Regions from separate parts of the Mus musculus genome. Here region 2 is linked to region 1. Evidence: chromatin loops called from intact Hi-C (ENCODE). Cell type or tissue: left cerebral cortex. All regions are shown on one strand.

Region 1 (8,000 bases):
AAAACAGTGCAGGCATTCCCTCTATACGCCTGCTCTGCCCACTTTTGGTCTTTCTTCATCAAGAGAAAAGATTTGCCATTGCTCATAACATGGGAGCTTAATATCATTTGAAAAAAATGTATGTTCATGTATGTATGTATGTATATAAATATAATATATAAGTATACATATGTAACATATATTTACACATATAATATACAGGTATACACATATATGTATAACATACATATATGTGTACATATACATGTATATATGTATACATATATACTTATAATACACATATATTATACATATATGTAAGTATACATAAGTACATACGTATATATGTATGTATGTATGTGGTGCACATATACAAGTAATATGTTCCACATGTATTAGCTTTCTTTTACTTTCTATTCAGTTTATTTTGCTTGTTTTCTTTTCTTGGATGATGATCATTTCTTTTTAACTATCTTGGAGATAGAATAAATACTAATGGGTAGCCAATCTTGAAAGCCACTGAGTCCTGGAGCAGAGAAGGCAGGTAAACAGGTCTGCTCTGTGAGGAGAGGGGTCTTAGTCATCCCCTTCATTGGGGGTCTACTCTGTGACTCTGAGAGTGGGAGTCAGGTTTCTGATGGTAACAGCAACAGCAACGTGATGGCTATCCCTAAGGCAATGGAGCACTATTGGTGAGAGATCGAGTATTTATTTCTTGATCAGAAAGTTACATATAAAATTGTCCCGATGAACTTGATCGAATGCCCCAATTCAGACCAAACAAGAAATGCATATAAAAGGTTCAAGGCACGATTTTAAAACCACTACATGGTCACATGAAGCACCAGTGGCTCTATCTGGAACATTTAATGATGAGAAGTGTGTTCTCACAAAAAGTAACTTATAAACAAGAAGACTAAGTGATAAGTATCTCCTGATCTTTATGGTTTATAAGTCAGGGATGGTGGGTCACTGTGGCCTGTAAAGCTCCAAACAATATGAACATTTTCCTAACTGGGATGCCAAGGCAGGTGGATCACTGTGGTTGGAGTCAAGCCTGGTCTACGTGACTTCAGTGCAGCCTGTTGTGCATTTTGTATGATAACTGCCATGTGTTTTTCTGGTGACCATCTCTTTCCTTTAATAGTAAATTAGAATTGTAAGCACCTAGGTCTCAGAATCAATGGTTAGTTATGGCAAGTTCGATGTGGCTATGCAAGAATTGGAAGACTAGTAGCCTTCGTAGGAAAGAAGAGATGAAATATATTGTCCCTGTCCTCAGTCTGCTTGAGATCTCATTGTGTTCTTACGTCTTATGAGACAGACATAACTTGACAGCGCATCTGTGAAAAACGGAAGAGAGAAGCTGCGGGAAGATCAGGCGATCTTGTTTTAGAGCTGGGAAGTTTACAGATAAACATATTTTGACCTGGAAGAGGGATGTGGCTCCTAGACTGAGGAGAAAAATTTGCCAAACAGATAAGAAGATGCAAATGTGCAACAAGTTGCTTAGGAACCACCACAGGGTCTCCTGGGTAACTGGAGTATACACAGAGAGGATAGACAGAGGTGCTCATACCCACGGCCTGCGCTGACAGTCAGGACAGAGTGTTTCATTTATTTTGTTTGGCTAATTTGAGTCAACTATTTTAAAGCCTGGAGGCTTTGCACACCTTTTTGTTCTACCATGTACAGCACAGCATCTTGTGTGACAAGCACGTAGCTCCGTGCTCAGTGCATGTTAAGTGCGTAATTGGAACTGGGTGGTATGTGTGATGGATTAGACCACTGAGAAAAGTACCACCAGGTCTTTGAACAAGTCCAGGTGAGAAGGATTGACAGGAGAGTTATACATAAAATTCTGAGTTCTCACCCTCTTAAAGGCACAAGATCACTCAAGAGTTGCTTGAAAGGGTGTAGAGTCTGAATCAGAATTGCCATGGGGTTTAGAGACCTACCATCCTCAGAAAAGGTCAAGCTGTATCACAAGTTGTGATGACAGGCAACAGGGGATTTTGTCACGCACACCCTGACTTTGCCTCTGGGCATCAGTGCCAAGAATGCCCTGGACTTGATCTTGATCCTGGGTGTGGCCCTGTCCACTCACTCATAATGACCAGGGAGGCGTGTTGACAAGCATGGGTGGATGCTGTAGGATCTCGGAGCTATTTCTTGGCAAGCTTTTGTGGGGAGGCGTTCCCCAAATGCCACAATCCTGTTATTTTTGAGCAGTGGACTAAACCCAGGTGCCTGATTGGACAAGACCACTCCCAATTTCTTCCAGATAAATATTTGGTTGCCAAGAAGTTATATTTAAATGAGAAATACCTCCTTAGGAAGTTGCTGCCTAGGGATTCCGGTACACATCAGGATGGATCTCACCCCTCCCGAGGAATGCCTGAGCAGACCCTAAATTTACTTGGCACTCACTGTATAATGCGAGGACACCTGCTTTGCGTTGTGTCAAAGTCTGTTCCTCTGGATAACAAGGAAATATTAGAGATGAAGCTTTTCTTCTGAAAGTGCTGTTAGCCTCCAGTATCAGGGCAATGGTGTCAGGACAGACAGGAGCCTGAAGCACAATTAGAGCAGCCACTAAAGACTTGGGGGCTCAAAGGAGAAAGTGGTTTTCTGCAGAGCTGGCTCTTTTCTAGCAATCTGTCCTAGAGTCTAGAATCTTGGGTTCTTGTTCTCTTGAGTTGCTCTCGCTTGCTGTCAATCTTTAATGTTACATTAAAATGCAGCATATCTGAAGTCCATGTAGTTACCCCGGCAGCTGCTGGGTGGCAGCAGACGTGCTCCAGCAGTGGTTAAGGAAAGTGCAGAAGGGCAGAGCTGCAAGATTCTCTGCACACTTACCTCTGTCCTGGTGGGACACACACACACACACACACACACACACACACACACACACATTCATGCATGCATGCACGCACGCAGGCACAGGGCAGAGACAAATGATAGCTAATTTTGAATTTTATAAAGAAATTGAGGACACTTGTTATGAAACAACCATCTAAACAGTAAATACTGGGACATCTTGAGTCTCTTTGTTGCTAGGCTGTGTAGGGTGTTTCCCACTACACTTACAGTTCTGTAAAGAGATGGGTTGTTTTCTTTACACATGAGTTCTCTGAGTTGCATCAAAGGAGAGGCACAGCCTTAGGCTCTAGGGTACAGAGTTGAAATGGCCCTGTTATGTTGAGGCTGTGCATCTTTCAGAACTGCTGATTCCTGGCTCCATTTAGGGTGATGGCTGCTGCAGCCGCAGCTGTACCCATAATGGTATATAACTGAAGCTCGTCCACATGCACATAAAACATAGTGGCCATCTTGCTCCTTCACTGAGGTCCCTCAGTTGTTATAAGCTGTTACAGGAATCTAGCAGAAAGGAACTGACTCTCCTGGCCATTGTGCTTGCATTTAGTTTGTTTGTTTGTTTTTTGCCATTTTTATTAGATCTTTGAGAATTTCACAAAACATATTCATCTCCCTCCCCCGACTCCTCCCAGACCTTTCCCACTCACCTAACTTTGTTTCCTCTTCATTAATTTAAACCCATCAAGTCCAATTTGCATTGCCATGTAGTCCTGGAAATGTGACTTTCCAGGGGACTGTGGTTGACCCACCAGGGGTTACAGCCTCAAAGAAAACTGTTTCATTACTTCTCTACATTATTGACCTATAAATCCTTTTCTCCCAATCATAATATTTGTGTCAGAAAAATTCTGGAGATAGAGGGACCCATAGAGACTATATAAGACCCAGAAGGGCAAAGCAACTTAGGTAAAATTACAGTTACAGAGACATAAACAACTGTGGGGCCCTGACTACTCAGGAAAACTCAGGCTTGGATCACAAAGCAAAGTGGCTTCACATACTGACTCTTATTTCTTGTCAGCCAATTCTCATCAGTAAAGACGGAAATTAATAACAGCATTTCAGGGATGTTGGTCAGTGTAAGCAGGTACTCTATTGGAAAGCCTAGTGGTTTGCTCATATGCAGTCTCTTGAATTTGGTTTGGACTCTTGGTGAGATCATGTGTTTTACAGTTTACAGCACAGTTAACCCTCCCCACCTGGTACAAGAGTACAACTCAGCCCTTGGTGGGAAAACAGTGCAAACAGTCCCTTCAGAATGTCTTCACGTCATAGGCTAACCAAGTTATAGCATGCTTTTCCCATATGTAGTTTAAGCATCTATTATTATGTTTGGGATATGCTTTGGCTTGTATTGCCAAACCTGTATAATTAAGTGTTATATTATAGTGGGCTCCACAGCATTGGGCAACGAAATGAATTCTGGCCTTGTAATCAGCTGAATTTTGTGCCAACTCTACAAGGCACTAGCTCTGTGATTGTACACGAATTTCCTTTCGAATCCATAAAGTGACAGTTCAAAAAAAAGAAAAAGGGGATATGACCGATTTTCAGATCTCATTTGCGGGGATTTTCTTCTGGGAATGCATCGGAGACTCCTACTGTCTGTGTAAGGTTTCATGTTGACTGCTGAGATCACTCTTCTAATCAAATCCGCTCAATCGTGGATGATTAAGATGATTTCCCAACCGCAGACCTCTCCTGCTCAAAGTTCTCTCTTTAAATTTACTGCCAGAGCTCAGTGGAGTTCAGTAGCCAGCTCAGATGCTGACAGACCTGGGAGACAGTACCGCCTCCTACAGGAAGGTGGCGCGAGAGACTCTTCTCATAGATCAACCAGGAGGCTAATGGCCTGGAATGGAATACTCACAGAATCAGTAAACTGGTGACCATTCAAAGCAGACTTCCCTTTTCGGGCATCCGGACTGTTAGTTGTCCAGCCTCAGAGGACTTCTGGTAAAACAGAATTGACTTGGGGAAGACTTTGCTTGTCATGATTTTCCCTGAGTGAAGTGGAAGTCAGCTTCTCTAAGAGTCGCCCTCCTCCCCCTTCTCTTCCTTATCTCCATGGAGTTAGGAGTCAGCCCATTAATTCAGTATCTATTCAGTTCTTGCAGTGTGCCAAGCATGCCAGAGCTGAGCTCTGGGGAGCAATGTGTGAAGTATTCGTTTTTCCGGGGCAAACGGTGAGATTGGAGAAGTATTAAGTATACGGCGTGTGGCAAATGCTGATACTTGTGACCCAGGTGGCACAGAAGGAGTGAAGGGGGCTCACTCAGAGGAGGCTACAGGAAGGATTCTCCAAAGATCCAGAATTTGAAAAATGTTCACTCTCTCCTTCATTTCAGTCCTCCTTGAGCTGATTATCCTGGTAGACAGTGACAAAGAGCACATTCTGGGGGGGGGGGGGGGGGGTCACACGAAGACTGGGGACACGAGTTCTCAACCCAGGCTTATTACTATTGTCCCTGCACAAAGATGGATGGAGGAGACGATCGGAATAGGTTGTTCAGTCCTTGCTGTCTAATTGGTCTCCGTCTCTCTTTCTTTTCCCCACTGATTAGCCTAGAAAAAAAAATCGCTATCTTTCCTAAGTGTTGGCTTTCTTAAAGTTCAGTGTACCCCATCTTCCATGACATAGACCTTTATTGGGGGGCCCTTAGCTTGTGGTTGAAATGTTCACAGTTCTTAACTGGAAAACACTGTTGAGAAAAGCCACAAAAATTGTGAACGTGCCCAGGCATATTGGAAGCTGCCCCCAAGGTCTTTCCATTGACCAGCACAAAGACTATGACGAAGGTGCTGTCTGCCCACTCCTATGTGGAAATCGTGTTGTGTTTGTCTAGAAGCCAGAAGGAAAAAAAATATATGTTGAAAATGGCCTGATGACAGCCTATTTTGAGATACAGATGCCTTGCTACTTCAAATCCTTTCTTGCAAAAATTCTTATAGTTGAAAGGTTTTCATTGGTCTGAAGTCCAAGGAAATGAGCGTCCTTCCTTATCTAATTTAGCTAGACTGACAGTTTGCCTGTAGCTATTGGGAAACAGAGGGCTACTCACAGCCATTGGAGTGAAACCTCTGGGATATGGGATACAGTTCCTAAGTTTGGCCACAGAAATGATTTTTTTCTTTAAAAATGCCCCAGAATGTAATTATATGTCTTTAAACTGGATGCATTTCCAGATCAACATCACTGTGGACTTGGGGTGGGCAGTTCTATATTTATAGAAGTTAAGCTTTGTGAGACTGATCTTTTTTTATTTTTTAGAGGTTCTCATGTGTAAAATATAGAAGGTGTTCTTCATTGAGGCATGGAACCTGATAGTATCACGCAGACTTCACCAGGCCCAAGGTGTTGAGGGTGTCTCAACCGGCTGTCCACTCAGGAAAATACTTAAATGAACTTAAAATAAAAAAAGAAAAGATCTATTTTTAGCTCAGTTTTTATAGTTTATGTCATCTCTTGGTCATGTCTTGAGGCCTGAGATGAGGCAGCCATGGCTGAAGTGTTTGATGAAGAAGTCTGCTCAGGTCATGGTCACCAGAAAGCAAAAAGAGGAGAGGCAAAGTTCAAGGTGGTGTCCCTGTAATCTAACTCCACCTTATTGGGTCCATCTCCAGAAAGTTCTAGTATGTCCAAGAACTGCTATAGGCTGTGGCCAAGCTTTTACCACATGGCCCTCCTGAGAACACTTAGCATCCATACCATAAGACAGGGCACAGAGTTTCTAGAATATTTTTGCTTAGCTTTGATCACTATTTTAATTTCTTCTTTGAAGAAAGAATACTATATTTTCTCAAGAATATAACTGGAAAATTTAGTGAATAGTGTATGTTGGAAACTGAAGTCATAGTTGACTCTTACAGTCATAGCCCATAAGTAGGTAATTTATCAAATATGTGCTAGGATGAAGGTGTTGTATGTGTGTATGTATGTCTTTTTATTACCCCAAGAAGAAAAGAACAGAAGGCCTGTGGGGAGATTCTGGGCCTTTTCCTTATTGGCTGTACTCCTCCGAATCAGCCTTGTTCTTGACAGCTTGACTAAGACATGAGGCAGCATGCATAGAAATACTATGCGAAGCCAAGTTCAAACACGTTCTTAAAAAAAAAAAAAAAAAAAAAAAAAAAGCATGCACAGCACGTGAATACATCTAAGTCGCTACTTCAGCTATTGAAGTGCTGTGGACCTAAGTGATACAGCCTTTGCTACTAATGATGCCTGGGGTAATAGCAGAGATAACTCAGGGATGTGGAAAAGTATGCTGTGAGGTACAAAGTGATTGTGGCAGTTGAGCTGAGTCCATACGCTGGCAACAATTAGCTATGATATACCCAAGAAACAGGAAGGAAACAAACAGACTATGGCATGGCCTTGGAGACTGGGTACAAATAGGTGATTGGAATTTGATGAACTTGGTTAGTAGAACAGGCTTCATTACCTGAAACATGGGGTGAGACTAAATCCACGCGGTGAGAGAGGGTAGAGCATCTCGGGAAATGGTGAGCTGATGGTGTTTTTTATGATGGATGCTCACTGCCCTCCCTCCCTCCCTCCCTCCCTCCCTCCCTCCCTCCCTCCCTCCCTTCCTTCCTTCCTTCCTTCCTTCCTTCCTTCCCCCATCTCCCCTTTGTGAGAAACATAATTACGTTGGTAGTTATGAGAGTTGGAGTGCCTTTTATTTAGGTAATGGTAGATAGTCTTGGAAATCTTCCTAGAGGAAGTAAGTTTTAGATATTGGAGAAGGACTTTCAAGTGGAGGGAAAGATAAATGCTGTTCCAATAAAGACTGCTGAACTCATTTGTGGAACTGATAAGATATGAATACTAGGAGGAATATTTGTGTGGAAAATAGCATAGCGGAGAGTCAGGGAGAGTGGGAGAGTTGGGAAGCCACCACGTTAGAAAGGTACTCAGGACTGAGTGTCTGACATATTAATAGAAATAGCACAGTAGTAGACTGGTGGCCTTATGGGAGAGGCATACCCCAGATCTTGACTTCATGCTGGAAGTGGAAGTAAGAATGAGAATTTCAGAAGAGGAAAAGGCACAAAAAATGTTAAAATAAATTAGACTGAAATTCTGGGATGGAAGCAAAATGCTTCTGGGAGAGATGTATATGTCAGGATAAACTGGA
Region 2 (8,000 bases), 300 kb after region 1:
CATTGTTTTACAATGTCAAGCTAAAAATGCCTCCTATAGAATTTTTTTTCTAGAGACCAATAGATTATATGTATGGAACATGAGCTCTGGCCAAAAATGAATCAAGGAATTGGGTGTTTATATTTATTAAAAAATGCTCAGTCTCACACAGTCCACTCTCTTCTGTCTGGCTTTACATGTTAAGATGCACTCTTTGTTGATAGCCATGTCCTTAAAAATGACATGTCTTGACTGGACATTTCTCCAACCCCTGGTGGATCAAACCAATTAGCTGTTCCTCTCACTTTTCTTGCTTGTCATTATTATATTTACAGCTTTCTGCTATCTGGCAAGCAAAGACCACCATTTGATCCTTACTGTTTGAGAGTAGAAGGGTGCCACTCCCATAGATAGATAGGAAGAAGCCTATCTCTGTCCCTGTCTCATATTATTGGGCCTGACCTAAAGGAAAGAGGTAATATTGAAAGTCTTAGTGATACTGCAGCCCTACCTTCCACATTCCTGATGGTTTTAATGACCCACCTTCTGACCTCCTTCCTACGCTCATTGGATCTCTTGACTTCACAGATCAATTTTGGCATGTTCGGTTCACCTGGTTTCTTTATTCCCCCTTTTCTATCTTCTAGTAAAACTCATGAAATACAGCTTTACTCCAAATTGGTCATTATCTCCTTTAGACTTCTATTGGTCAGCTACCTGAACAGTTGACTTGTCCTGCACATGGCAGTCCTTAGCAGGGTGTTTAAATCCATGAGAAAATGCATCCATGTCAGTGATTTGTTTATTTCTTATTTTTCTGCCCCTTCAATGAAGTACCCTCAGTATGCAACTTTGGGGATTTTTTTTTATCTTCAGCTGGAACATACTACTAAATACCAGCAACTCTTTAGGTTGCTTTGCCTCCCTTTATTATGACTGAAACCTCTCCCTCTCCCTCTCCCTCTCCCTCTCCCTCTCCCTCTCCCTCTCCCTCTCCCTCTCCCTCTCCCTCTCCCTCTCCCTCTCCCTCTCCCTCTCCCTCTCCCTCTCCCCCTCCCCCTCCCCCTCCCCCTCCCCCCCCTCCCCGTCCCCGTCCCCCTCCCTCTCCCTCTCCCTCTCTCTTTCCCCTTTCTCTCCCTCTTCCCCCTTTTGGAAGTTAACCTTAGGTAGGAGGCTGGGACCCAAAGAGAAAACAAAGGCAGTCATAATATGGAGTACCCATTGCTTTATGCAAAGATACTTCTTTTTTTAAAATTTTTTATTAGGTATTTTCCTCGTTTACATTTCCAATGCTATGGCATCCTTCAGCCCGAGAAAGTCTTAGCATCAACAAGGGTAGAGTGATCCTCCTTAACAATCTCTGCGAGGTAGGAGATTCTGAACAGACAAGTATCATTGGAATCTACTCACCATCCCTCCCTTTATTTCAGAGTAACAGGTGTTTCCAGCCAATCTGCACTGAACTCAAATGTCTCTGTGACTTTAACCACTAGGTTCTCACGCTGCAGCTTTGTTTTGTTTGGTTTTGTAAAGAGGCTCTTGAATCTTCATAAGTGATGAAGACTCTTGGGTGTCACTATAGCTTAGTAATAATCATACAACCTTGTTTTACTTGTGTCTGAGCTTAGAACTTATGAGAGTCTACCTCTTCAATAAATGTCTTCCCAGGCCAATGTCAGTGAAATATATAGCAATTATGCTCCCCGCTTCATCTAGATCTACATTCTATCTATATTCCGTATACCTCAAGAAATATCCTACATATTTTTTGAAACAGATACTTACCATGTAGCCCTTGCTGGCTTGGAATTTTCAGAGAGTCAGGAGACCAGCATGATTGGACGTTGGTGGTGGGTGATCCATCTTCTTCAAACACAAGCTCATGGACTTAGACTACTACAACCACTTGAATGTCTTCACCTGAAAAGATGAAAAAGAATTTAGAAGCCTTACTGCTTAGCTTAAAGATCAAAATATCAGACACTGCAAGACTGAAGAAAGAGGTAACTTGAGAAACAACCACAGCAGTGACTGGCCCAAGTTCTTCTAATCTCAGAGATGTTAATTGTCTTTTCAAGATTCAGGATGAGCAAGAAGCAATTGCCTGCCTTCTTATTTTAGCTGTTAGATTTGAATATGGAGATAATGCTGGAAAACACAAGAAGTTAGTACCTGATAACAGAAGAAATACTAAAAATACAGGAAAAGGTACATAGCCATTGATCAACCAGGGTGGAAATAATCTGGATTTTACATCTGGTGCAATGGTTCTGGTTAACCTCTTTTAGATTTAGTATTGTAATGATTACTTAGTAATGCTTAAGAAAATTCACAAGTTGGTTCAAGAAGCAGTTGCTAAGGTAAGTTGAACAAGAGAGGAATTACCTGTTGCTTTAGACAATCATATTCTTGGCTTTGACATGGGGAGTGCAATTCTTAATGAACCTGTTCAAGTTCTGTGGTTTCTGCATATGGAAGAGCTCAGAGAGCTACAAACAAAATGTAATGAAGCCATAATAGTCATCAGATAATTGTTGTTGATCCAAAGACCACAGACTGGAGGAAGTTGAAAGATAAACAAATCAGGGTTTCAGTTTCTAACCTGGTTAGCATGATGGGAACAGTGCATCCTGGCATGTGTTTGGAAATCAAATATCACATTTTAAGGAAGGAATACGAGGAGATGTTCTAGAGACTTACCACCACTACTTATTCCCCCTTTAATAAAATGTGGAAAAAGCAAAAAGCATAAAATATAAAACAAACAAAACAAAACACAAACAGAACAAACAAGCAAACAAACAAAGAAGAAATTAGCAGTTATTCCTGTAAAAAAGACCCAGTAAGGAGTCATTGCATGGGCTATCCCTGTAAGGATTCCGAGAATCATTTCCATCCCACATAAGTGTTTTATCAGTCCTTCCACCTTCGTGTGTTTGAACAGTGTGCACAGCCCAATTTCAAAATCAGCAGAGTTAACATTCTTGACTCTCAGCCCAAATGTGGGTGCACACCATGAGCTCATGCCTTCTTTTGGAGGCTGGTATTTGTGGGGCTTAGGGTGTTGTAGGATCTGTGGATCAGAAAAAGACATGTGCTAGCCCCATTTATGAGGACTCTAAGATGTAAAATGTATGTGGAAGCATTTGGAACCCTGCCAGGGGTATGGCAGTGTGGTGGTGATGTTAGCGAAGCAGCTGTACTTTGAGTTCAGATTCCGGTTCCATTACTATCTGGAGAAACAGAATAATTAGCGCACACTCCCCAGCTTCCCCCCTCCCACACACACACACTTTTCAAATGGTGAAAGTATCACCAGTGGTTCTTAGCATTCCCTTAAAATAGACAGTGAACATAAAGTATTTAGTAAAATACACTGGGTTTGTTTACCTTTATGTTGCAAGTATAGAAGGACAGTGTATACTATCAAGAATATTTTTCATGAGCATGTAAGTAATACTGTTTTCCAGAGTGGATGGTCTCGAGTCTGGGTCGATTATAGGCAAGGATGACTAGTGATGATTAGAGGATATGATTTTGAGACTGATTCCTACTCTGATTCTTGGTTTTCTCAAGTGACACGGAGTTCATGTTCCCACTTGTCTCTGCTTCAACTTCGCTAAAACATCACAAGGCTGAAATAAGCCCACATCCTAGAGGGTGTCCTAGAAAATGTAAACTACCATAGAAAGTTTTATCATTTTAAAATTATTCTACTTTCTGGAGATTTTTTTTTTGTCTCCTTATGTTACTTTTCTCTAAATTCCTTTAAACTTTGAATACAAGTAATTTTTAAAAATAGGAATTTAGAAATGTTTCTTGTCCTTTGTTTATTTTTATTTATTTATTTTATTTACTTATATTCAAAATGTTTCTCTGCACCCCAGTCCCCACTGCCAACCTTCTTTTTTTTAACTTTTTAAGAACTTTTTTATTAGATATTTTCTTTATTTACATTTGAAATGCTATTCCTTTCCTAGTTCCCCCCCCCCTGAAAATCCCCTATCCTCTCCCCCCTCCCCCTGCTCCTCAACCCACGCACTCCTGCTTCCTGTCCCAGGCATTCCCCTATACTGGGGCATAGAACCTTCACAGGACCAAGGACTTCTCCTCCCATTGATGATGGACTAGGCCATCCTCAGCTACATATGCAGCTAGAGCCATGAGTCTCTCCTTGTGTTTTCTTTGATTGGTGGTTTAGTCCCAGGGAGCTTTGGGGTTACTGGTTAGTTCATATGTTGTTCCTACTAGGGGGCTGCAAATACTCCCAACCTTCTTATCCCATCCTCCTCCCCTTTGCTTCTGAGAGGCTGCCCTTCCCTGCCCCCATCTGTCTTCTTTAGGCCATCAAGTCTCTATAGGATTAGGTAAATTCTCTCCCACTGGGGCCAGTCTGCTATGTATGTGGAGGGGAGGTGGCTCTAAGACCAGCCCCTGCATGCTCTTTTGTTCCTGTATTAGTCTCTGGAAGTTCCCCAGAGTCCAGTTTAATTGACATTGTTAGTCTTCCTGTGGGGTTGGCATCCCCTTCAGCTCCTTCAATCCTTCCCCTGACTCTTCCATAGGGCGTCCCAATCTTAGTTCAATGGCTGGCTGTAAGTATGTATATCTGTCTCAGTCAGCTGCTGGTGAAGCTTCTCAGAGGACAGCCATGCTAGGCTCCTGTCTGTAAGCACAACATAGTATCAGTAACAGTGTCAGGGTTTGGTGCCCACCTGTGGGATAGGTCCCAAGTTAGCCTGGTCACTGGTGGGCCATTGCTTCAGTCTCTGCTCCATTTTTGTCCTTGCACTTCTTTTACACAGAAGCAATTCTGGGTCAAAAAATTTCAAGGTAAGTTGGTGTCCCCATTCCTCTACTGGGGGTCCTGTCTAAGTGCTGGAGGTGAGCTATTCAGGCTCCATTTCTGCACTGTTGGGCATTGAGACTAAGGTCACCCACGTTGAGTTCTGGGAGCCTCTCACATCCCAGGCCTCTAGGACTTTCGAGAGGTTCCCCTGACCTCCAAACCCTAACCCTGGCAGCTTCATGTTTCCATTCATCCTGAAGCTCTGGCCTTCTCACCTGTCTGCCCCATATCTGATCCTGCCCCATATCTGATCTGCCCATATCTCACCTGTCTGCCCCATATCTGATCCTGCCCCCCTTTCTCCTGCCCCTCTCCTCTCCCACTCGCATCCTTCCCTTGATTATTTCCCCCCTTTTAAGTGGGATTGAAACATCCTTATATGAGCTTTCCTTCTTGTTTAACTTCTTATGGTTTGTGGGTTGTATCCTGGTTATTCTGTACTTTTTGGCTAATATCCACTTATCAGTGAGTACATACCATGCATGCCCTTTTGGGTCTGGGTTACCTTACTCGGGATGACACTTTCTAACTCCATCCATTTGCCTACCGAATTCAGGATGTCCTCATTTTTAATACCTAAATAGTATTCCATCATGTAAATGAACCACATTTACTGTATCCATTTTTCAGTTGAGGGCCATCAAGGTAGCTTCCAGTTTCTGGCTATTATAAATAAGGCTCCTATGAACATAGTGGAGCACACATCCTTGTGGTAGGTAAACTATATTTTGAGTATATATATGTCCAGGAGCGGTATGGCAAGGTCTTCATGTAGAACTATTTCCAATTTTGTGAGGAACCACTAGATTGATTTCCAGAGTGATCATAGCAGTTTACAATCCCACCAGCAAAGGAGAAGTGTTCTTTCTCTACATCCTCGCCAGCATGTGTTGTCACTAGAGTTTTATTTCATATTTTAGCCATTCTGATTGGTGTAAGGTGTAATTTCTGGGTTGTTTTGATTTACACTTTCCTGATAACTAAGCATGTTTGAGATTCCTCTGTTGAGAATTCTGTTTATCTGTGTATCTCATTTTATAATTGGGTTGTTTGGTTCACTGGAATCTAACTTCTTGAGTTCTTTATATATTTTGGATACTAGCCTTCTATCAGATGCAAGGCTAGTGAAGATCTTTTTTCCAATCTGTACATTGATGTTTGGTCCTACTGACTATGTCCTTTGCCTTCCAGAAGTTTTCCAGTTTCAAGAGGTCCTGTTTATCAATTTTTTTTTTATCTTAGAACCTCAGTTGTTGATGTTCTGTTCAAGACTTGTCCTTTTTTGACAGTTGTCTCTATAGATACATACTGTTTTTCAGGACTCCATATACTAGAGACATAATATTGCCACAGGCTTTGTAATACTCAGATCTTAGCTCATACCTATCTTTCTTCTGGGCAGAAATCCTAGCCTTTATGAGTCCACCCAAGAACAATCCTGAAGCATCAGGTACAAATGAATGTCTATCTGGCGTGAGGACTTGCTCCAGTGGTCTCTTGCTCTCACAAAGACAATGAACAATTCTGCATTCTCTTCCTACCAACAGCGGAGCTTCATGGATGCTAGCAAACACCTTCTTACCTCATAAGTACTAATCAGGCACCGTTTGCCCCAGACCAAAATTCCAGCAGGCAAATTGGCCATCATTCACTCAGAGGGCTGTGCCATAGCTATTTCTCCTTATTCACTCACTTTTAATGACTTATTGATTTTTAATTCATGTGCATTCCTATTTTGCCTACATGTATGTGTGTATGTGGGCACTGGATCCCTTAGAACTGGAGCTACAGACAATTGTGAGCTATCATATGGATGCTAGAACTGAATCTTCCGGAAGAGCACCCAAGTGATCTTAATCACTTCACTGAGCCATTTCTGTCTGGCCCTTTTCAGTTTTTCTTTTTCTTTCATGAACATCTATTAGAAAATACATTGCAAGGGAGATATAACACAAGTGCAGTGACAAAGACAGGAGCACTACAACATGTGGATAGTTTATATGTAAATGGGCCATGGAGGACACCAACGTATAAAGGTATTCCATTCCATTCCTTTGACTACAAAGCTTAAGCTCTATAAAGGGAAAGAAAGTCATTCTCCAGTGCTCTGGGAAGTACAAGGGTTAGAGACAAGGGTTGGCTCTTAGTGATCTGGCTGCTCTTAGCAGCTCCCAGCACACTGATGCACACATAAAGGAGACCCTCAAGAAATATTTATCCTGGTGGTATGAACTGGCTGTTAAATAGATGAGCACCCAATCTGAGGGAGGCACATAAGAACCCCACTGAAATTCATGTCATATCATGACATCATCCATGGTTAGTGATATACAGTGAGCAAACTGATAAGCATGTTAGACACAGAAACTAGAAGTTCAGATCCTTACAGTAGGAATGATACTTTCAAAGTCTTTTCAGCAGATTCTGTGTATGTGTACTTGTATATGTGTGTATACATGTGTGCACATGTGTGTGGAGGCTCAGGTGGCACTTCTCAGGTACTGTCTACTCCCCACCCCACTCCCCTTTTTAGAGTGGATCTCTAGCCTGGAGCTCACCCAGTAAACTAGGCTGGCTACCAGTGAGTCCTACAAATCATCTTGTCCCCAGATCCTTAGCATTGGGGTTACAAATGTCTACATTCATGCTCAAATCTGGGTTCTGAAGACCAAACTCAGGACTTCATAACTGCTAAGCAAACAGTTCACTACCTGACTGAGACATCCCCATATCCTGCAGGCAGGTTTGCCTAACCTAGCACATGTTATATTTAGCAAAAGCCTAATATATTACTTTGATACAAAATCTTGTAAAAACCCACTCAGTAGATCACAAATTCAAGACACATACAGACATGCATGTTGAATATTTCAGAAGAAATACTCTCTGATTTTCTTTTATGTTTCTTACCTATGCTGCTTATGTGGACTATTGATTTAAGCACTTACCTATGCATATTTTTAATTTTTCAAATACTACATACAAAATTATATAGACTGTTTACTGCCTTAATTGTTTTTCCATGTACAGTTCAGTCAAGCTAAATATAGATACAGTATCATATAACCAATCACAAGATTTTCATCTTGCAAAACTGAAACCTAATACATGTTAAACAACCACTTCCAACCCCCGCCCCCCCCCCCCCCCAGATTCTGGTAGCACCATAAAT

Evidence for each region. A loop is a pair of places that touch in the nucleus more often than their neighbours do. Peaks named below come from ENCODE experiments on the same cell type or tissue, not always from the same donor. Only the 100,000 strongest peaks of a DNase experiment are listed, where the experiment ranks them.
Region 2: a loop joins it to region 1, with 2.1 times the contacts of the local background. A loop is called at or near these places in 6 of 42 quality-filtered maps.

The regions. Positions count from the first base shown.
Region 1 is chr16:25,372,216-25,380,215 of GRCm38, forward strand. The region is part of intron 4 of Tprg (transformation related protein 63 regulated); the gene reads left to right. Among named protein-coding and RNA genes, the nearest start is that of Tprg, 89 kb to the left of the region's middle. In left cerebral cortex, CTCF peaks have their summits at 2,757 and 4,659 (motif pointing left); DNase peaks (open chromatin) are centred at 2,792, 4,672 and 6,009.
Region 2 is chr16:25,671,085-25,679,084 of GRCm38, forward strand. It overlaps the pseudogene Gm20007. Among named protein-coding and RNA genes, the nearest start is that of Trp63, 8.7 kb to the right of the region's middle. In left cerebral cortex, no CTCF peak of the experiment used is centred here; DNase peaks (open chromatin) are centred at 3,086 and 3,505.